2 separate regions of the Homo sapiens genome follow, and region 1 is linked to region 2. A link is a loop called in an ENCODE intact Hi-C map of the cell type or tissue named here. Cell type or tissue: heart right ventricle. All regions are shown on one strand. Each heading gives the region's core, and the rest is flanking DNA. Links, peaks and the distances in the headings are about the cores only. Region 1 has its middle 33 kb from the start of LINC02999. Region 2 holds the start of CDKN2AIPNL (CDKN2A interacting protein N-terminal like).

The links. Peaks named below come from ENCODE experiments on the same cell type or tissue, not always from the same donor. Only the 100,000 strongest peaks of a DNase experiment are listed, where the experiment ranks them.
Region 1: a loop joins it to region 2, with 7 times the contacts of the local background. A loop is called at or near these places in 50 of 110 quality-filtered maps.

Annotation. Positions count from the first base shown.
Region 1 is chr5:134,462,448-134,474,062 of GRCh38, forward strand. No RefSeq gene overlaps it. Among named protein-coding and RNA genes, the nearest start is that of LINC02999, 33 kb to the left of the region's middle. In heart right ventricle, for the core only: a CTCF peak has its summit at 4,339; DNase peaks (open chromatin) are centred at 2,800, 3,544 and 4,104; H3K4me3 peaks cover 1,740 bases; H3K27ac peaks cover 3,917 bases.
Region 2 is chr5:134,406,019-134,417,633 of GRCh38, forward strand. It overlaps CDKN2AIPNL (CDKN2A interacting protein N-terminal like), which reads right to left and starts at 5,863. Exons shown (of 3, transcript NM_080656.3): 1 at 5,598-5,863; 2 at 3,885-3,984. The coding sequence starts at 5,836. RefSeq lists enhancers at 5,255-5,993, 5,517-6,006, 5,994-6,731. In heart right ventricle, for the core only: CTCF peaks have their summits at 5,966 and 6,173; a DNase peak (open chromatin) is centred at 5,933; H3K4me3 peaks cover 2,373 bases; H3K27ac peaks cover 1,756 bases.

The DNA.
Region 1 (11,615 bases), core at 1,314-9,313, 56 kb after region 2:
CTCCAGCACTCCCTTTACAACCTTAACAAGATGGCAGTGCCATCTGATGCCTGGTCAGACAGGCTGACCAGAGAGTGCAGTACTCTCAAGTTCAAGGGAAAATAGGATGTTGGGTTTCCTACCAGGCTCAAAAGCAGAGAGCTAGCAATAAATCAAGAACTGGAAAGTGATGTCAGTGCTTCAAACTAGATTTCCAAGCTTGGGAAACAATTGTGCATTAAAATCCATCGGAGGAAAAAAAAAACTATTAAAACTTCAGGAGAAATTCTTTGCTATAAATTAGATTTTTCTGCCAAGCAGGATAATTCAATAATTTCCCCTTGACATTCTCGAGATTGCTCTTTGAGCGGAATTACGATGCTTTGAAGTTGGGAGTGATTTGTTTCCAAGGAAAGATGAAGAGTCGACTGAGAGTGGAGGTGAGAGGGCAGGGATGGAGCTCTTCAAACCAAAGGGGATGGGGCCCCTCTTTGGGGTCTCAGTACCACTGCATGGAGGCTGGGAGGACTGCAATGCAGTCCATCCTCCAGGAGATGGCTCAGGCCAGACCACGACTCCGACATGAGAATGTGGGGGTCCTGAGAAGGCCTTGGCATCCTCCAGTATCATCTTGTAGCTGGGGCAGCCTCAGCCTTACAGCTTCCCTGAAAAACTGTCTAAAACCTTCCTCAATCCTTCTGAAACCAGATCTGGGTTCAGGTAACAGGGTAACAGACCCTCCCGGTCTTCCTTTGCTGTGCAAGATACAGCACCAGCCACAGGGCCTTTCCTACATCCTGTCTCCAGTAAGTTGGGGCCTTGATCCTAGTCCCTGTCAACCCTGCTCTCTCTGCACAAGACCCAACACAACCAAAGCTACCCTGGCCGGACAGGGCAGCTAGAAGGGGGAGACAGAGCATGTCAGGCAAAGGTGGGGATCTTGGAGGACTGGGCACAATTGGTCTGGCCATTGGGTATCAGCCTCCAAGACAACCGTGGGGGAAGGAGATAGGGCAAGGGCGAGGCACCAGAACCAGAACCTGGCAGGACAGGGCTCCAGAGTCAGCCTGCCTGGCTCGTCCACTGGCAAATCTCTTAACCTCTCCAAGCCTTGATTTTTGCATCTGTAAAGTGGGGGTAATAACAGTACCTGCCTTACAGACAGAGCTAAATGTGACAATGCGTGTGAAGCACTTCATGCTATGCCGTGTACACAGAAGCGGTGGCCAGTAGTATCTTCAGGACACAGGTCCCCTATTCCCAGACCACAGCCCCTCCCATTGCAAGAAACCCATCTTCTGTAGCCCCTACTCAGTTCCCTTTCTCTCTCCCTCCTCTCGCACCCAAACTTGCCTGTCCTTGGGGACTTACCTCCTCCACACAGAGCTGCCAAGTATGATGTCTACGTAGAGCTGGGCTGCCCACTGGGCACTGTCACTTATTTGACCATTTGCCCACCATGGTCACTGGTTGCTATCAACAACTCTCACCAGAAGGGTGGTTGATCTCGAGAATGTCAAGGGGAAATTCTTGAATTATCCTGGTTGGCAGAAAAATCTAATTTATAGCAAAGCATTTCTCTCATTTTATGGAAGCTCTGGGAGTGAAGCGGTATTTTTCAAAGTCACATATTTGGGAAAAGAGGTTGGAGCTAGGACTGGGGCCCAGGTCAGACCAACTCAACCACAGAGCAGCGTCTCATCTCAAGACTTCCTCCTCCCTCCCTCCATCCCTCCCTTCCTTTCTTCCCATGAATCAGAGCCTCCCAGAGCCCACGCACTGGTTACTGAGACAGTGGCAAACAGAGGCAGGGGCACATGGGAGTACCCTTATTTCCAATGTTTTCTGAGTCTCCAGGAGGAAGTCCACAGGGCCCAGCAGAAAGAGGTCAAAAGGGAAGGAAGTGGGAGAGTCTCCTTCATTTATTTATTTTATTTTTAGAGACAGGGTCTCACTCTGTCGCCCAGGCTGGAGTGCAGTGGTGCACTCTCAGCTCACTGCAGCTTCAAACTCTTGGTCTCAAGCAACCCTCCTGCCTCAGCATCCTGAGTAGCTGGGAGTACTGGTGCATGCCACTATGCTCGACTACCTTTTTTTTTTTTTTTTTTTTTTGAGAAGGAGTCTCGCTCTGTTGCCCGGGCTGGCATGGCACAATCTCGGCTCACTGCAATCTCCGCCTCCTGGGTTCAAGCAATTCTCCTGCCTCAGCCTCCGGAGCAGCTGGGATTACAGGTGTGCATCACCACACCCTGCTAATTGTATTTTTAGTAGAGATGGGGTTTCACCATGTTGGCCAAGCTGGTTTCAAACTCCTGACCTCAAGTTATCTGCCTGCCTTGGCCTCCCAAAGTGCTGGGATTACAGGAGTGAGCCACCATGTCCAGCCTTGGCTAATTTTTAAATTTTTTGCAGAGACAGGGTCTTGCTTTGTTGCCCAGGATGGTTTCAAACTCCTGGCTTCCAGCAACGCTCTCACCTTGGCCTCCCAAAGTGGAAAGTTTCCATCTAAGCAGTTGTCAGATAAGCCACTCACTTGTATACTGCCTGCCTCATAGAAGAGAGGAGTTTGGCGTTTGAAAGGTTATCTCATCCTCCCCTCTTTTTGAATTGTTTCTTTCATAGGTGCTCCCCCACCCCAAACGACAGACAGCTCACTACCTTGCAGAGCAGCCCTAGGGTGCAGGTTGCCCTTTGCTCCTTGACCCCTCCTGGGGCTCAGACTGGCTTTCTGTAGCATTGTCCTGGCACTGACCTATGGGCAGGGGCCAGCCAGTGGCAGTGGCAGCGACGAGGGCCTGCTGTTGCTCACTTGTCAAGTCCGCAGGTTTCAGGGGCTAACTTGTGAGCAAGCCAGGGGCTTTCTGGATGGAGACTCATCCCTCCAGAGGGCAGGGCTGGGTGTTGGTGTGGGCAGTATTCTGGAGGAGGGTCAGGGGGCCATCCTTGTGCCCAAGAGTTTCCCTCAGAGTGGAGGTCAAGGGGAGCTTAGAGCTGGGAACTTTGCCATCACCTAAAACCAGACTGGACTTGCCTCCAAATGACATACTTGCATTGAGTTAGCTCCCAGGCCAGGAGATGTCCAGGTTCTTGGTTTTGCCCAGTAAGGTACCACCAGGAGACCCACTGGCCCCTCTCAAAGCGGGACATAGGGGCTGGGAAGGGGCAGGAGGGGTCTGGGCGCTTGGAAGCTGCAGCCCCCACCACTCAGTAGCCGTGTGACCTTGTGCAAGTCACTTGGCCTCTCAGAGCCTGTTTCCTTGTCTGTAAGTGGAGGTCATATGGCACCTGCTTCTGAGGCTTGTTGGGGATAACAAACAAGTGACCTGTGAAGTGCCTAGCACAGAGCGAGCGCTCAGAAAGTGCCAGCCTTTGTTATTATATACAGCAAGCGGGGAAACCCGTGGGAAATCCGGGCGCCTCTGGGAAGCTGGGTGTGGTGGGTCGTCCTTCCCGGAGCGGGGGGCGGGGCGTCCCAGGCTCCGCCTCTGCCCATCGCCCCTCCTCCTCGTCCTGCTCCGAGGGGGCCGCGGAGCTTCCTTGCGGCCGGCGGGAGCTGAGTCACGGCGGCCCTGCAAGCGGTTGGCCTTATCTCCGGACTTCGCTGCTCCCGAAAGCCCTCAGCCCGCCTGCCAGGCTACACCTAACTTGCGCCAAGTTCCTCCAGCAGTTCTGGAAATACTCCCAGGGGCCCATCGGCTTGGGGTCCCAGGGAAGGAGGGAGGTCTCCTTCCTGGCTGGCTGGAGCAGTTCCAGAAAGCCCGAGCTTGTGGGCCCCTGGCGGCACGGTGCCTATCTTTCCACCGTTAGCTAAATTTTCCTTGGGGGTAAGGATTGTTTCTCCAGATCTGTCTCAAAATGCACATTCCCCAGGGGTGGAGTGCCACCCGACGCTTTGAAGAGGAAACCAGAAGACTGGAGAACTGGGGCGGATAGATCTTAGGAGCCAAGATGGGGAGAGGGGCTGATGGGGCCGCAGGGATTTGGCAGCCGCCTAAGCTCCCTCAGGCCCCGCCTGCACCTTTCCCAGCCCCCAGGACTCTAGGGGAAGTGGTGGGTGGGGGAGGGGGAAACAGAGCTGACAGATTCTGTAAACAGAGCCGGTTTGGGCCTCGGCCAAGGACGGGGTGTCCTGGCCCAGCCTGGGTGTGAGGCCCATCCGCGGCTCTCCAGGACACCCCGCCCTGCCCGGCTGCCCCGGGGGTGCCCGGCCCAGAGCCAGCTGTAGCCAGGATGTGTCTGACTTGGGATGTGGCCAATTCCCTAGTGGGGAATGTGCCTGGGATTGGGGCGAGGGGTGGGGGTAGCAAAGGAGGGAGCTTCTAAGAACTGTCATTGATCATTCATTCACCCAGTGCCCGGCTCAGCGAAGAGGGCAGCCTCTGGTCCCCGCCTGTGGGAGGTGCCGGTGCTGGATTGTCGCCCCACCCCCGTCTCCATCTCCAATCCTGTCTCTTGCTCTTCTGCTGCCTGAGGCAGAGTCCCCGCGGGGTAGGGAAGCTGAGAGTGGGGCCTCAGGTTCCGAGAGCTCTTCATTGGCCAGGCCTGTCCCCTTGGCTTGTTGCCAAATGTGGTGTTCCATGGCCTCACGATGGCAATTCAGAGATGCAGGAATGCCCTCAAAAAGGGGATGAGGGAGGACAGGCATCCAGGGATACTCAAGGACACTGTTAGAAGCAGGAGCTGTGGTTAGGAGGTGGGGAGAGGACACGGGTGGCCCCGGGACACTGGCACCCCAGCAGGTGGAGGCAGCTGTGGGCTATGCCTTTTAAGATATGGAGAGGAGTTCCTTTGGGAGGAGAGGAGATGGGTTGGCTGAGACTCGTAGGCTGGGGCCAGAGTGCCAGCTACAGATTCTGGACTTTATTGTAGGGGTGAGCATTTCCCAAAATGTGCTCCTGAGTGATCGTGGGTGGGGTGAACAAAAAAGGGTCCTGGGGGCAAATGTATTTGGCAAACACTCTTCAAGAAAGCCTGCAATCCCAGCATTTTGGGAGGCCGAGGCGGGAGGATTACTTGAGCCCAAGAGTTTGAGACCAGCCTGGGCAACATGGTGAAACCCAATCTCTACAAAAATTTTAAAAATTAGCTGGGTGTGGCCGCGCACATCTGTGGTCCCAGTTACTCAGGAGCCTGGGGTGGGAGGCTCACTTAAGCCTGGGCCCAGGTTGAGGCTGCAGTGAGCTATGATTGTGCTACTGCACTTCAGCTCACAGAGTGAAACCATGTCTCAAAAAAAAAAAAAGGAAAAAAAAGAAAAAGCTAAACACCATATACTCCAGGCTTTATCAAAACTTTTATTTCATATGCTAATTAATGAGCATCTTAAAAGAGGGAATAGGGTATTCAGAAGGCTTCCTCACACCTTAACCCTAGCCTCATGGGACTTGTGCTCTTCTGAAAACATTGGAACCCAAGGATTGATAAGTACTTCTTACTTGCTGGCTCTAGCTCAGGTGGAATGAGTGGATACATGTAGACACCAAAGAAAACATGGCTCTTCCCAGAAACCCAGGTTCAATCATCATTTCCTCAAAAGGAGGCCAGCCTGGACACACCTGGATCAAGGGCAGTGGTATAAGAAAATGTTAAATGAATCAAGTCTGGCAGACTTCTCAAGGTTCTGGGTCCCAGACCCCAGGCAATCTCAGGCTCCCTAAATCAGATCCTCAACTCAGCCTCAGTGAGTCCGGGATTCCTGGCCATGGTTGGGGAATCCCATGGTCTCTGCAGAGAACATACTGATCAGAGGTTGTGGCAGGGGCTGCAGCTTGAGGCTGAATTCAGTGTAGTTCCTACACTAGGCCAAATCCTCGGCTGAGCCTTATATGGCCTCATATCTGACTACAAAAAGCATAAGAACAAAGCTGGCCCCCAAACATGGGCTTTCTCATTACCAACTTGGCAAGGCAGTAGCACCCAAGCTGAGCTGCTCAGCGACCCTTCTGACAAAATGCCTCCAGCGCCAGCAAGTCCTGCACCTCAGCTGGGAGGCAGAGGATGACCAGAAGAGCAGCAGAGGAAAGACTGTAGACATGGTACCTTCTTGGACTTGTTCCAAAAATTGTGGCCGGGCACGGTGCCTCATGCCTATAATCCCAGCTACTCGGGAGGCTGAGGCAGGAGAATCACTTGAACCTGGGAGGTGGAGGTTTCAATGAGCCAAGATTGCACTGTTGCAGTCCAATCTGCAGAGTGAGACTCCATCTCAAAAAACAAAAACAAACAAACAAAAAACAGTCACCTGCAGCATCCCCTGGGGCTCCCAGAAATTCTTGGGATATCATGTACGGGGCTGCAGGGTCCCTGCTTGAGCAAGTGGGAATAAGAGTCAGGGACTTTATAGGCATAGGCCGGAACCATGCCTGGGTCCCCTTGTCCTCACAGTCTGGGAAAGCAGTGTGTACATGCCTGCATCCTCTGCATGCTTGCGAGTTACATATAGAAGCTGTAAAATATGGCAAGGTGATGCCCTCTCGTATGCAGTGTAAAAGCAGGCTGAGATGGGAGAGGTCAGTGGGAGCTGGCATCTCCAGGGAAGAGCTCCAAGACGAGGTGGGATGTGGTAAGCCCTTGCAAGTGACTAAGTTTTAGTGGTATAGACAAGAAGATTGACCTGGCCAGTCTGGACAGCATCCAGAGAGAAGCCTGGAGAGGCCCATGGGGTTAGCTTTACCAGCTTCTTTGAGGCACTGAATCTCAGGCTAAGGAATGCAATGGTGTCTTATGGGGGCTTGCAGGATAAGGACCTCCCTTCCATCAAGTCTCACTTCTGCCTCCGTGGCCAGCTGAGCCTCCTGAGTCTTCTTGTATCTTCCTTTTCTCCTTACTCCAGTGTACTCCTCAGCCTGCTACTCTCCGGTTCCCCTACATCATGCTGAAATGGCTGTGGCTGGCATCACCAGAAACCTCCTGGCTTTCAGATCCATAGATTTTTTTTTTATTATACTTTAAGTTTTAGGGTACATGTGCACAATGTGCAGGTTAGTTACATATGTACACATGTGCCATGCTGGTGCACTGCACCCACTAACTCGTCATCTAGCATTAGGTATATCTCTCAATGCTATCCCTCCCCTGTCTCCCCACCCCACAACAGTCCCCAGAGGGTGATGTTCCCCTTCCTGTGTCCATGTGTTCTCATTGTTCAATTCCCACCTATGAGTGAGAATATGCGGTGTTTGGTTTTTTGTTCTTGCGATAGTTTACTGAGAATGATGATTTCCAATTTCATCCATGTCCCTACAAAGGACATGAACTCATCATTTTTAGATTTTTTTTTAAATAACAGCTTGATTGAGATATAATTCACATATTATTCATCCAAAGTGTACAATTGAATGGTTTTTCAAATATTCAGAGTGTGCAACCATTACCACAATCAATGTTAGAACATTTCATCACACCCCCTCCTCAAAAAACTATACCCAGGCCAAGTGTGGTGGCTCACGCCTATAATCCCAGCACTTTGGGAGGCCAAGGTGGGCAGATCACTTGAGGTCAGAAGTTCGAGACCAGCCTGGCCAACATGGTGAAACCCTGCCTCTACTAAAATACAAAAATTAGCTGGGCATGATTTCGGGTGCCTGTAATCTCACCTACTCTGGAGACTGAGGCACAAGAATTGCTTGAACCCAGGAGGCAGAGGCTGCAGTGAGCCAAGATTGCACCATTACATTCCAGCCTGGGTGACAGAGTGAGACTCCATCTCAAAAAAAAAAAAATACATACATATATATAGATAGATATAGATATAGATATAGATATGTATATGTATATACCCATTAGCAGGTACTCCACTTTCCCCCTCACGCCCCACCTGCAGCCCTAAGTAACCACTAATCTACTTTCTGTCCTTATGGATTTCCCTATGCTGGACTTTTTTTTTTGAGACAGTTTTGCTCTTCTTGCCCAGGCTGGAGTACAATGGCACGATCTCAGCTGACTGCAACCTCCTCCTCCCAGGTTCAAGCAATTCTGCCTCAGCCTCCTGAGTAGCTGGGATTACAGGCATGCATCATCACACCCGGCTAATTTTGTATTTTTAGTAGAGACGGGGTTTCTCCATGTTGGTCAGGGCTGGTCTCGAACTCCCGACCTCAGGTGATCGCCTGCCTCAGCCTCCCAAAGTGCTGGGATTACAGGCATGAGCCACCGCACCTGGCCTGGACATTTTCTTTAAATGGAATCTTACAATATGTGGTCTTTTGTGACTTTCACTTATATGTTTTGAAGATTCATCCATGATGTAGCATATATTAGAATTGTATTCCTTTTTATAGATGAGTAATATTCTATTGTATGGATATACCTCATTTTATCTATCAGTTCACAAAAATTTGGATTATTTCTACTTTTTGGATATTACGAATAACACTACTATGAACATTAATGTATAAGTTTTTGTGTGAACATATGGTTTCATTTCTCTTGGGTATACACCCAGGAGTAGAATTGCTGGGTCATATGGTAACTCCATGTTTAAGCTGTGGGAGAACAGTTTAGATTGTTTTCCAAAGCACCTGCACCATTTTACATTCCTACCAGCAGTGTGTGAGGTTTCTAATTTGTATACATCATTGCCAACACTTGTTATTTTCTATCCTTTTGAATGTAGCCATCATAGTGGTATGATTAGTATCTAAATATGGTTTGATTTGCATTTGCCTGATGGCTAATGATATTGAATATATTTTCTTTTATTTATTTGTAAGTTTTTGTAGAGATGGAGTCTCACTATGTTGCCCAGGCTGGTCTCCAACTCCTGGGTTCAAGCGATCCTGCGACCTTGGCTTCCCAAAGGGTTGGGATTACAGGCATAAGCCGCCGCACCCAGGCCCTGAGTATATTTTCATTGGCCATTTGTATATCTTCTTTGGAGAAATGTCTATTCAGATCATTTGCCCATTTTTAAAAACTGGGTTGTCTTTTCATTATTGAGTTATAAGGGTTTTTTACATATTTTAGATACAAGTCTCTTGTCAGATACATGATTTGTAAGACTTTTCTGGATTGTCTTACACGTTCTTAGTGATGTCATCTGCTGCAGCAAATTTTTAATGTTGATGAAGTCCAATTTAACTATTTTTCCTTTTTTTTTTTTGAGACAGGGGCTCACTTTGTCACATGGGCTGGAGCACAGTGGCGCAACCTCAGCTCACTGCAGCCTCAGCCTCCTGGGATCAAGCAATCCTCCCACCTCAGCCCTCCAAGTAGCTGGGACTACAGGCATGGGCCACCACAGCCAGCTAATTTTTTTGTATTTTTTGTAGGGACAGGGCTTCACCATGTTGCCCAGGCTGGTCTTGAACTCCTGAGCTCAAGTGATCCCCACCTCAGTCTCCCAAAGTGCTAGGGTTACAGGCATGAGCCACCGTACCCAACCAATCTATTTTTCCTTTGTTTGCTTGTGACTTTGGTTTCATAGCTTAGAAACCATTGATGAATCCAGATAAAGATTTACATCTATGTTTTCTTCTAAGAATTTGTATTAGTCCATTTTCACGCTGCTGATAAAGACATACCCAGGACTGGGCAATTTACAAAAGAAAGAGGTTTATTGGACTTACAGTCCAACGTGGCTGGGGAGGCCTCACAATCATGGTCAAAGGAAGGAGGAGCAAGTCACATCTTACGTGGATGGCAGCAGGCAAAGAGAGAGCTTGTGCAGGGAAACTCTGCCTTATAAAGCCATCAAATCTCATGAGACTTATTCACTATCATGAGAACAGCATGGGAAAGACCTGCCCCCATGATTCATTACCTACCACCAGGTCCCTCCCACACATGTGGGAAATCAAGATGAGATTTTGATGGGGACACAGACAAACAATGTCAGAGTTATAGAGTTTTAGCTCTCACACTTAAGTCTTTGATCCATTTTGAGTAATTTTTTGCATATGGTATGAGACAGCGGTCCACTTTCATTTTTTTTTTTTTGAGACAGGATCTCACTGCGTCGCTCAGGCTGTAGTGCAGTGGTGCAATCTCGGCTCACCACAACCTCTGCCTCCCTGGTTCAAGCAATTCTCCTGCCTCTGCCTCCCAAGTAGCTGGGACTATAGGCATGCACCATCATGCCAGGCTAATTTTTGTATTTGTAGTAGAGACAGGGTTTCACCACATTGGCCAGGCTGGTCTCAAACTCCTGACCTCAGGTGATCTGCCCACCTCGGCCTCCCAAAGTGCTGGGATTACAGGCATGAGCCACCGCACCTGGCCCCAGTTTTATTCTTTTGCATGTGAATATCTAGTTGCCTCTGCACTATTCATTGAAAAGATTATTATTTCCCCCATTGAACTGTTTTGACATCTTTGTCAAAAATCAGTTAACCTGGCTGGGCACAGTGGTTCATGCCTGTAATCCCAGCACTTTGGGAGGCCAAGGTGACAGATCACCTGAGGTCAGGCATTTGAGACCAGCCTGGCCAACATGGTGAAACCCAGTCTCTACTAAAAATACAAAAATTAACCAGGCATGGTGGTGCATGCCTGTAATCTCAGCTCCTCAGGAGGCTGAGGCAGGAGAATCTATTAAACCCAGGAGGCGGAGGTTGCGGTAAGCCGCTATCGCGCCACTGCACTCCAGCCTGGGCAACAAGAGTGAAACTCCATCTCAAAAAAAAAAAAAAAAAAAAAAAATCAGTCGACCTTAAATATAAGGGCCAATTTCTGGATTCTTGGTTCTATTCTATTGATCTATGTGTCTAATCCTTCACCAGTACCACAAAGTTGTAATTACTGTAGCTTTGCTGTAAGTTTTGGAAGTGAGAAGTGGCAGTCCTCCAACTGTTTTTTCAGATTATTTTGCCAATTCTGGTTCCCTTGCATTTCCACATGACCTTTAGGATTAACTTGTCAATTTCTGCAAAGAAACCAGTTGGAATTCCATGGGTATTACATTGTGTCTGTAGATCAATTTAGTGAATATTGCCATTTCAGCAACATTAAGTCCTCTGATCCATGAACATTTCTTTCCATTTATTTAGATCTTCTTTATTTCAGAAATGTTTTGTAGTTTTTGATATATAAGTCTTGTACTTTCTTGGTTAAATTTATTCCTAAATATTTTGGTTTTTTGAATTGTTCTCTTAATTTGTTATTGGATTATATTGCTAGTATATAGAAATACAATTGATTTTTGTATATTGATCTTTCATCCTACAACCTTGCTAAACTTGTTTATTAATTCTAATAGTTGGTGGATTCTATAGGATTTTCTATATACGAGATTATGCCGTCTGTGAAAAGAGATCGTTTTATTTCTTCCTTTGTGGTCTGGATGACCTTTATTTCTTTTTCTTGCCTAATTGCCCTGATTAGAATTTCCACTACAATGTTGAGTATTTGTGGTAAGAGCAGATATTCTTGTCTTGTTCCTGATCTTAGAAGGAAAGCATTTAATCTCTCATCATTAAATAGGATGTTAGAGTTTTTTAGATGCCTTTTATCAGGCTGAGGAAGTTTCTTTCTAGTCTTAGTTTGTTGAGTGTTTTTATCATGAAGGACTGTTGAATTTTGCCAAATGCTATTGAAATTGTCATGTGGGTTTTGTCCTTATTTCTACTGATATGGTGTATCACATTAATTGATTTTTTGATGTTAAACCAACCTTGTATTCCTGGAACAAATCCACTTGG
Region 2 (11,615 bases), core at 1,327-9,326:
TTACTCAATGTATGTGTGTTTGAATCCCCTTTCAAAAGAAAAAAAATCATATACTGCAACTGTCCAACAAATTCCACCTGTCAGAAACCAATGCTCATTTCTTTTCTCAGACTTAAAAAAAGAGCTGGACAGATTGCAGAGATCTACTTGCCTCAAAGCTGCAGAATAGCCATAAAGTATTTTTAAAATCTTAAAGAGCTTATGTCTCCAAATCATCATCACTGTCTGTCTTGAGATACCAACAATGCCAGGCAATTTACTTCCACTTGGTAGCTAGCTTTAAAACCCAACTAAACTCTAATTTTTTAGCTAAAGCATCAATTCTGGGCAGAACAACAACAGACGTTTTCAGGTGTATGGCTGGACATCAGGAGTATTTTGTCTATGGGCTGGCAATGTTGCCTAATGTTTTTCAGCATCCTCTGTCATGTGTGCAAAAACTGCAGGCAAAGGATGAAACTGCTGCAAAGTCCTCATGGCTCTCTTTCCAGTGGCATTCAATGGAGAGGGGACAGCCTTCAATACCACACAAATTTGTCATGGTACATAGATCAGATGACTCGTTCTCAGAATGGGCTTATCTGGAAGAGTCTTAAAGATTCACCAGGCACAGTGACTCACACCAGCACTTTGGGAGGCTGAGGCAGGTGGATCATTTGAGACCAGCCTGGGGAACATAGCAAAACCCAGTCTCTACAAAAATTAGCCAAGCATGGTGGTACACACCTGTAGTCCCAGCTACTGGGGAGGCTAAGGTGCAAGGATCACTTGAGCCTGGCAGGTCAAGGCTGCGGGTAGCCGTGAGCAAGCCACTGCACTCCAGCCTGAGCCACAGAGAGAGACCCCTGTCTGAAAACAAAACTGGCAAAACTCTATGCACCCTCTAAGTATCTCACTTTTCAGGATCAGCTGAATTTCACTTAGAGTGGCATCAACAGACTAAAGTTAAACCTGGCTACTTAGAAAAACATAAGTTTTATTTGAAGGAAGTTGCAACACACAATTCAAAAATGCTATAGAAGTATGGCCTCTATATAGGCTTCTTCCACATAGCTAACTGCTAATGATTAGTAAGATGGCGGCACTGGTTTCAAGAAGATAATTTCATGCCTGAGGACTCTTCTCTGTAGACTCACACTGTGCAATGACAGTGTCAAGAATGAACATCCCAGGGCAGGGGCTCTGTACATTTTTTAGGTATAAGACCCCTTTAGGATGTTTCAGAAAGACCCTTCCTAACACACACACACACACACACACACACACACACACACACACACTTCACACTGGTCTATAGATAATGTTTGGGACGTGCCAAACCTCCTTAGTCTCCTACTGGGGTCTGCAGCCCAATGTCATTAGGTGTTCTGATCTCTAATACCCAACATGACTGGAAAGAGTTCAGATACCTTTCAGAAAACATATAAGACAGAGAAGTATAATGGAGAACTGATATAAAAAATCAGAAAACCTTGCTGGGCACAGTGGCTAACGCATGTAATCCCAGCACTTTGGGAAGCTGAGGTGGGTGGATCACCTGAGGTCAGGAGTTCGAGAACAACTTGGCCAACATGGTGAAACCTCATCTCTACTAAAAAATACAAAAAATAGCCGCGCGTGGTGGCAGGCGCCTGTAATCCCAGCTTCTTGGGACGCTGAGGCAAGGGATCGCTTAAACTCGCGAGGCAGAGGTTGCAGTGAGCTGAACCATTGCACTCCAGCCTGGGCAACAAGAGCAAAACTCCATCTCAAAAAAAAAAAAAAAGGAAAATCAGAAAACCTCTTAGAAACAAAAAGGAAAGAATCTATCACAAGCAGTTAAAAAATAAAGGCTCGGCCAGGTGCAGTGGCTCACGCCTGTAATCCTAGCACTTTGGGAAGCTGGGCAGATCACTTGAGGCCAGGAGTTCAAGACCAGCCTGGACAACATGGCAAAACCCTTTCTCTACTAAAAATACAAAAATTAGCTGGGTATGGTGGCACCCGGCTGTAATCCCAGCTACTGGGGAGGCTGTGGCGCTAGAATCACTTGAGCCTGGGAGGCAGAGGTTGCAGTGAGCTGAGATCGTGCCACTGCACTCCAGCCTGGGTGACAAAGTGAGCCTCTATCTAAAAAATAAATTAAAAATAAAGGCTCACCTCATTCCCTGCCTACCTCTGCCCCTGCCCCTGCCCCATAAGGTATACTCCAGTAGCCAGAAACTATCTAGCTCCTCCCTGGCTGGGCCCCAAGAACCTTACTATAGAACACCCAAGGACTGCCCAGTATTTTTTTAAGTATTACATGAGAAGATCCAAAAAGCCACACACTCCCAATTCACACTGCTCCCTGGCTAAAAACAGTAGCCCCTTTTTAACAGCTGATTTTAGTCCTGGTGCGGTGGCTCACACCTGTAATCCCAGCACTTTGGGAGGCCGAGGCGGGCGGATCACGAGGTCAGGAGATCGAGACCATCCTGGCTAACACGGTGAAACCCCGTCTCTACTAAAAATACAAAAAAAAAAAAAAAAAAAAAATTGGCTGGGCGTGGTGGCAGGCGCCTGTAGTCCCAGCTACTCAGGAGGCTGAGGCAGGAGAATGGTGTGAACCTGGGAGGCAGAGCTTGCAGTGAGCCCAGATCGCACCACCTCACTCCAGCCTGGGCGACACAGGGAGACTCCCTCTCAAAAACAAACAAACAAACAAACAAAAACAAAAAAACAGCTGATTTTACTTACTGATTTTTTGTCAGGAGTACTGTGTTGAGGTAACAGCTGATTTTAAAACATAATAGCATCTCGAAAACCAACCTGAAGCTTTTCCCCAGGTTCAGATTAAAACTAAAAGAATACTTTTTTAAGAAAAACAAACCATCCTGAAAATCAAGTGGGGTGTACTATTTGGGACTGAAATACTTTATGAGCAACTGAGAATCTGATTAGTTCCTTGACACCCATATGGAAGAGGACCTCTATATGTGCCCCACCTCCCAAGACAAGACCTAAATGTGGAGGAATGGGCTTACCTATGTTTCTAAGGGCAGACCTAAAAAGGGGCCAGCAGCTTTTTACTCTACTGCTTCAGTCGATTTTATAAGTATTTTCTGAGTACCTTCTCTGGGGTATAAGTATACTAGGTTTGGGAGTTGTAAAGACTAAATAGAACTTTAGACACCATCTGTAAGGTCACAACTGCTTTAAAAGAGCCCTGGATAAAGTGCCAAAGGAACTTCAGAAGATAAGCGAGCAATTAATTCTGCTGCCTGAGCAGACAAATGTGAAACAAGCATGTTTTGGAGGTGATTCTGAAAAGTATTAATAGCTGGGATGCCCAGCTCCATATTCTGAGGTTCTTTCTGCCACATTCTGTAGCCCCAGCTCCAGTGTCCAGATTCAAGACTCTAGGCAAGACTCACTGTAAAAAGCCCATCGCCTGAGATCAGACCCCAAAGGGTAGAGAACAGCTATGCCATCGACATTGCTCCAGGCACGTTCTTATCAGCAAATCACAGAAGCCAAACAAGTCAGGTCGGCACTCACACCGGCACTCACACCTGGGGTAAGGATGAGTCTTACCAATGAGATTTTTTAACAAGTAGGAAACTTAAGTATTCTAGCCAACATCTTTTTAAACATCAAGCAAAAATCTCAAAACAATGTTCCTAAACAACCGGAAGAGGTTAAGCTTATGTGTTACCTCATCAACAATGCATAATTTACCACAGTGAGTTGTCAACTATTTATGAAAAGGCTTATACCAATTATGGGGAAATAAAAATGAAAGGGTATAGGTCTTTGGGGCAGTAAAGAGCATTCAAAAACAATATACTCTAATATAGTGTCATCAAGGCAGGGACTGTTAACTCTACACCATTTCATCACATGCACTTGGAAATCCTATTTACCTTTTTCATTAATTCACTTCTGGTAGTAAATTGTGGCAGGTCTTCCACTTCAATCCCATCGGCCATTTCCATCACCTTGTCTAAAAGGTCTTTATTGTAACTGCACAATAAAAAGTAGTAAGGTAAAAACCTTGGAACAATTGTCACTGTGGATTAATAAGAAACTGCAGGTTGCTCAACTATAAAATCAGCTCTCAGAGAACTGACCTGATACTGCAGGGCAAACCTATACATGTTCCCCACAAGGTTTTGAGATGGAGTCTTGCTCTGTCCCCCAGGTTGGAGTGCAGTGGTGTGATCTCGGCTCACTGCAACCTCCACCTCCCAGGTTCAAGCAATTCTCCTGCCTCAGCCTCCCGAGTAGCTGGGATTACAGGCGTGTGCCACCACGCCTGGCTAATTTTTTATTTTTAGTAGAGACAGGGTTTCACCATGTTGGCCAGGCTGGTCTCCAACTCCTGACCTCAAGTGATCCTCCTCCCAAAGTGCTAGGATTACTGGCGTGAGACACCGTGCCTGGCCCTGTGAACACTTCTTGCTTGTAGATACAGAAGTGGACTTCAGAAATACCAGTACAGCAGATGTTTCAAGATTTAGAAGAACAGAGGCACTGTACATCCAGCAACAGATATTCTCAGATACAGGATGAGGACCAAAATATTTTTATTTTTTAAATACATGGAATGTTAGTCTAACAAAAACATTATTTATTTCCCCAATTCTCTGACATTTGCCTAACCATGGAAAACCAGGATTTCCCAGGAGCACCTAGAAGGCAGGGAAAAGGGACGGGTGCCTCTGGCATTGCTTCCCTACGTACTGTTCTAATAAACCCCAATATGTGAAGCAAAACCAAGTGGCTTAGGCCTGCAGGGGCCAAATGACCAGAGTCAGGCAGCCATAATAGGTATAGAAACCAAGATCAAACCAAGTCACCCTATTTTCCTAACACAATTTCAGGAAAATCGAAGCTCTCTAATAGGGAGTCTCAAGATTTGCCACCTTCCTCATGGAGGGGTGAAAGGAATGCCTTATCAGGCACTTCAAAAGCGGGCCTTTGTCCTTTTGGTGCTGCAGCCAGGATGAAGTGGGCTTTGAGACCTTCACAAAAAGGCATCGGCCATTTTCATAAGAGGGAAAGCAGAGAGGTGAAGCTGGTTCCTACTTAGGACCCCGTGGGCTGTGGAGTGAGGAGAAAAAGCCATAGGATACAGATTACATCCTCTCATTAGTGATTAAAATCCATCAATCCTGCCAGAAGCTGCATGGCCCCAGGTATATCACTTCTCTCCCTAAGCTTTTTCATCTGTAAAATGGGGATCTCCGTTTCTCTCTCTGCACGTTTGCCATGTAGGTGACAGGGGCTAACGGACTTCGAATGCATACTGCAAAGGTGATGGTTTGAGCTAATAATAATAGTAATACAAATAACAATAGCAACCTTTGAACCCGCCATGTATTTAGCTCTTCACCCTTTAATTATTACAGCCATCATAACCACCCTTTTACCAGAAGAGAAAACTGAGGCTCAAAGATAAGGATCTTTCCAAGGGGCCTCCAGGGTGGGAATCAGTCTTCGGGCCGACCAATGCGGATGGAGGTTGGGCCCGGGTTCAGTCTGGGGCAGAGGTTCGGGTCAGGGGTGAGCCCTGGGAGAGGCCTTGAGGGTCGGAAGATAGGGGACAGGATCAGCCGGCCGGCAGGGGTCCGCACCTGCAGCCTAGGAAGAGATGGTTGGCCCAGACCATGGAGAGGGAGAGCAGCTGGTCCAGGCGGCCACTGCCGTCGGGCGGGTCGCGGTAGTCGGGCAGGTGGCGCAGGATGAATTCCATGCGGGCCTTCCATTGCTTCTCGCTCTCTGAGTAGGAGCGGAACTGCTCCGCGAAGTCGGCCGCCTGCCGCACCCCCGAAACCAGCTCCTCCACTGCGGCAGCCGCCTCGCCACCGACCATGGTGCCCGCCGCAGCCGAGGACCGGATAGCCCGCCGCCTTCCCGACGCGCACTGCGCCACCGCCTGCCGGCCAGAGGGGCCCCATCAGCGCACGACTGCTCCAGAAGACCAACCTGGAGCGCCCTCGCCCGGAGCGGCGGCCTGCGGGGGCACAGAGCGGCTCCTGGCTCCTCAGACCGCCGCAGCCCGTGGCTCCTGCCCTGGGTCTACCCAGGGCTACAAGGGTCTTTTGCGGTCGACCCTGCGGGGAACCGGTGGGAAAACTGAGGTCCCTAAACACAGATTCGGAGCGCCCTCTTCCAGTTGGCAGCTGGATGCCAGCCAGAGCTATGCTGTGCCCTTGCCCTGAGAGTTTCCCGGGCACCGCCTCATCCTGAGCGACATCAGGGGGCCCGGGTCACGGTCGACTTCCAGGGGTCTCCACAGCCACGAAGGTTGGGGCCCGCCTTCCTGGAGCGAGTAATCCATCCATCCCGTGAATACTTGCCAGGCACATTGCTAGGTGCTGGAGAGGCAATGAGAGCACATTCGGAGCCCTGCTCGCCTGAACTTTACCATGGAGTGGAGGAGTGGACATTAGTGACATAATTGCTCAAGTAAATGGAGAATTTCAGCGTTGACAAGTATTAGTAAAGAGAAGTTCAGCGTGCTACAACCATGAATAAGCAAGGGACCCAATCTAGTCTTGGGGTCAGGGAAGTGATCCTGGAGAAGTGAAGAATGAGCAGTTTTCTGAGTAAAGGGGAGTCGGTCAAAGCAAGAGAGAGCATGGCCTGGTAAGAGAATTGCAAGATAGGGGGTAGGAGGGGTTGGGGGGCGGGGCAGGGCAGGTAGAGAATGGAGAAGATGAAGTTGCAGAGGTCAGCAAGGCCAGTAGGCCAGGCAGGGATCCTGGCTAGATCCCAAGAATGGGGAGCCGCTGAAGGATTTTAACCAGAACAGTGACACCTGTGTTTACAAAAGATGCTGGAAGGAGCCAGAAACAATGTGTCCAGAGGAAATGAGCAAGTTTGGACTTGGTTTTAAATAGAGACAGGGTTTCGCCATGTTGCCCAGGCTGGTCTCGAACTCCTGAGCTCAAGTGATCCGTCTCCCTCAGCCTCCCAAAATGCTGGGATTACAGGTATGAGCCATCGTAACTGGCTGGACCTGAAAGTTTTTATTTAGCTGGCATGACTCTGCTGTCTGTTCGAGTCTCAGGTAGCAGACACACTGAGAGAAAAAAGAGCTTCCTTTTAAGTGGTGAATTTTCCATCCCTGGAAGCATTCAACTACAGTAACTGGGTGTTGGGGCTCAGAAACCAACACCCCAAAATGTATTTTGACATGCTGAACTGATGAAGAAGCCTCAAGGTCTCTGTGACCTCCGCCACCAACACACACTCCTGTCTGTCAATTCTTTGTTCCTCCCAAAGCACAAGATGAAGTTGTTCCCTTATCTGCCTAAATTTAGTCCAGAACGCCAAAGGAAACAATTATCTCTGGTTCCCTCCCTGAGTTTTCATTAAGTGAATTTGTTTTGCAGGAGGAAAGACTGAAGTATGGTCAACACACTAGGACAGACTTTTGTCACAAACCCTTGTCTCCTCTGCAGGCCCAACAGACTTTGTCCCAGGCCATTGCATGTTCTTCAAGCCCATTGAATTACCCTAAAAATCATTTACTACCCATCTAAAATATTCACACTCTGGATGATGGGGTAATCACTCTGTGATTAACTATGCACATTAATAAACTTGTATGTCTTTTCTCTTTTTTTTTTTTTTTTGAGAGCAAATTTCACTCTTTTTGCCCAGGCTGGAGTGCAATGGTGTGATCTCTGCTCACCGCAACTTCTGCCTCCCAGGTTCAAGTGATTCTCCTGCCTCAGCCTCCTGAGTAGCTGGGATTACAGGCACCTGACATCACGCCCGGCTAATTTTGTATCTTTAGTAGAAACGGGGTTTCACCATGTTGACCAGGCTGGTCTCGAACCCCTGATCTCAGGTGGTCCAAGCTCCTCGGCCTCCCAAAATGATGGGATTATAGGCGTGAGCCACAGTGCCTGGCTGCCTTTTCTCCTCTTAATCTGCCTTTTGTCAATTGATTTTCACTAACCTTCAGAGAGCAAAGGAAAGTTTTCCCTTCACACAAAGAGTCACTTGAGCCTTCACCAGCTTTGAGAGATTATTGACCTAATAGGCTTCCCCATTGCCCCCAGTCAAATGTGAGGTTGGGGTACAGAGGTGAGCCTAGAATCCACGATCTAGGGCTCCAGTGCAGGTCCTGTATTGTGAGTGTGGCCTGTGGGGAGAGCTGATTACATCCTGTCTGCTGCTTCTGCAGCTTCTTTTGGGGCATCAGGGTCCCCAGAAATCAGAGACTCAACAAAGCATGGAAATACAGGGCAGTCCGCATAGAATGAACCTGAAGACCCAGCACCAAGCTCAGTGATATGGCATAATGGTTAACAACAGGGAGGCATGATATTCATGCAAATGTGGGCAAGCAAAGTGTCAACAGGCCTGTGAGACCAAAGACAGAGTTAGCTACTCCCAGCAATCAGGAATTGGTGCACAGACCTAAAAGTCCCAAAAGTGAGTGCAGATCCCACGTCCTGAGAGGCTCGTTAAAATGACAGACTCCCCCAGGCTCACCATTGGATGTTCAGATTCAAGGCCCCAGGTAATTCTGCTTCCACCTGCCGCTGACCAAACTTAGAAAAACTCAAAGTTAGACTGGGAGTGGTGGCTCATGCCTGCAATCCCAGCACTTTGGGAGGCCGAGGCGGGCAGATCACGAGGTCAGGAGATCGAGACCATCCTGGCTAACACGGTGAAACCCCGTCTCTACTAAAAATACAAAAAATAACCAGGCGTGGTGGTGGGCACCTGTAATCCCAGCTGCTTGGGAGGCTGAGGCAGGAGAATGGCGTGAACCCAGGAGGCAGAGGTTGCAGTGAGCTGAGATCGCACCAATGCACTCCAGCCTGGGTGACAGAGTGAGACTCCGTCTCAAAAAAAGAAAAACTCAAAGTTGTTGAGGGTTCTCTGAGCTAAAGTCTTGGTCACCTGATTGTATAGTACAGAGGTTAGCTCAGAAAGTCTTGGTCACCTGATTGTATAGTACAGAGGTTAGCTCAGAAATAGGAACCCAGGCTCTGCAAATAGCAGCTGCAGTTACACAGCCAATCCTGCCTATGGGGTGTGAAAAAGCTAAAGGTCATGCAGCAACTACCTTATTTAGCATATCTGTGACAATTATGGAGCATATGCATATACATAACATACGGACGAACATATTCAGACATGCATACAATTGTAAACCCAAAAGTGCACAAATAGGTATTCTTTTTTTTTTTTTTAATACAGAATCTTGCTCTGCCATACAGGCTGGAGTGCAGTGCCACATCATGGCTGACTGCAGCCTTGACCTCCCAGGTTCAAGAAATCCTCCCACCTCAGCCTCCATGAGTAGCTGGGACTACAGGTGTGTGCCACAATGCCTGGCTAATTTTTAAGTTTTTCATAGAGTTGGGATCTTGCTATGTTATCCAGGCTGGTCTCAAACTCCCGGGCTCAAGTGATCCTCTTGCCTCAGCCTCCCAAGGTGCTAGGATTACAGGCATGAGCCACTACACCTGGCCAGGTATTCTTTCTTTAAAAAAAAATTGTGATGTTGTTAACATTATGCTTTCAAAATGCTAAGCAGTATAAAATATTGGCCAGGCACAGTGGCTCACAGGCCTGTAATCCCAGCACTTTGGGAGGCTGAGGCAGGCGGATCACCTGAGGTCAGGAGTTCGAGACCAGCTTGGCCAACATAGCGAAACCCTGTCTCTACTAAAAATACAAAATTAGCCAGGTGTGGTAGCACGTACCTGTAATCCCAGCTACTCAGGAGGCTGAGGCAGAAGAATCGCTTGAACCTGAGAGGCAGAGGTTCCAGTGAGCTGAGATCGCACGATTGCACTGTAGCCTGGGCAACAGAGCAAGACTGTCTCAAAAAAAAAAATTGTTAATGGCCACACACAGTGAGACCCTCATCTCTACAAACAATTACAAAATTAGCTGGGCATGGTGGTATACACCTATAGTTCCAGCTGCTTGGGAGGCTGAAACAGGATGATCGGTTGAGCCCAGGAGTTCAAAGCTGCAGTGAGCTATAGTAGCAACACTGCATTTCTGCCTGGGAGACAGAGAAAGACCTTGTCTCAAAAACAAACAAACAAAAAAGTTAATAATTAACACTTCACAGAACAATGTGGCAAGTCCAGTTATTGACCAGTTTGTTGTTTCTAACTTTTTTTCATGATTCAGACTTTTTTTTTTGAGACAGATTCTCACTCTGTTGCCCAGGCTGTAGTGCAGTGGCGTGATCTCAGCTCACTGCAACCTCCGCCTCCCAGGTTCAAGCGATTCCCGTGCCTCAGCATTCCAAGTAGCTGGGACTACAGGGACTTGCCAGCACGCCTGGCTAATTTTTGTATTTTTAGTAGAGACGGGGGTTTCACCGTGTTAGCCAGACTGGTCTCGAATTCCTGACCTCGGGTGATCTTCCCGCCTCAGCCTCCCAAAGTGCTGGGATTATAGGTGTGAGCCACCGTGCCCAGCTGTGTTTAACTTTTTGAACAAACTGTTTTCCACAGTGTCTGAACTACTCTCCACAGTGCTACTGGTAATGCATGAGGGTTCCAACTTCCTCACATTCTTGCCAACACTTAGTATTTTCCCTTTTTTAATTTTTAAATTATAGCCATCCTAGGGGGTACAAAGTGATACCTCATTGTTGTTTTGATTTGCATTTTTCTAATAAGTAATGATCCTGAGCATCTTTCTTGTGCTTATTGGCCGTGTGTATATCTTTTTGGGGACATGTCTATTCAGATCGCTTGCCCCCTTTTTTTCCTCTTTCTTTTTTCCCTTTGTTAGAGTTAATTTTTTGTTTATGAAATATTTCAGGCCAGGCGCGGTGGCTGACGCCTGTAATCTCAGCAGTTTGGGAGGCCAAGGTGGGCAGATCATGAGGTCAGGAGATCGAGACCATCCTGGCTAACATGGTGAAACCCCGTTTCTATTAAAAATACAAAAAATTAGCCGGGCGTGGTAGCAGGCGCCCGTAGTCCCAGCTGCTCTGGAGGCTGAGGCAGGAGAATGGTGTGAACCCAGGAGGCAGAGCTTGCAGTGAGCCACAGAGCTTGCAGTGAGCCAAGATCACGCCACTGCACTCCAGCCTGGGTGACAGAGCAAGACTCCATCTCAAGGAAAAAAAAAAGAAAAGAAAAGAAAAGAAAAAAAAGAAAAAAATATATATATTTCAAACATATGGAAAATTATGGAGAATAATGTAACAGACACCACATTACCTGCTCCAACAACATGAACCTTTCCCATATTTGCTTTGAGGTGTTGTTGTTGCTGTTTAATAGACTTTTTTTTTTTTAGAGCTGTTTTAGGTTCAAAGCAAAACAATAAAGGTGCCAGGCGCGTAGCTCATGCCTGTAATCACAGCACTTTGAGGGGCCAAGGCAGGAGGATTGCTTGAGCCCAGGAGTTCATGACCAGCCTGGCCAACATGGTGAAACCCCATCTCTACAAAAACTACAATAATTAGCTGGGAGTAATGGCACTTGCCTGTAGTGCCAGCTACTCAGGAGGCTGAGGCAGGAGGATTGCTTGAGCCCAGGAGTTCAAGGCTACAGTGAGCTATGATTTAAAAAGGACACTAAAGGATGTAAGATTTTACTCCTACTTTCAACCTAACAAGTATCCATACAACAATTTCAAAGGATACTGGCAAA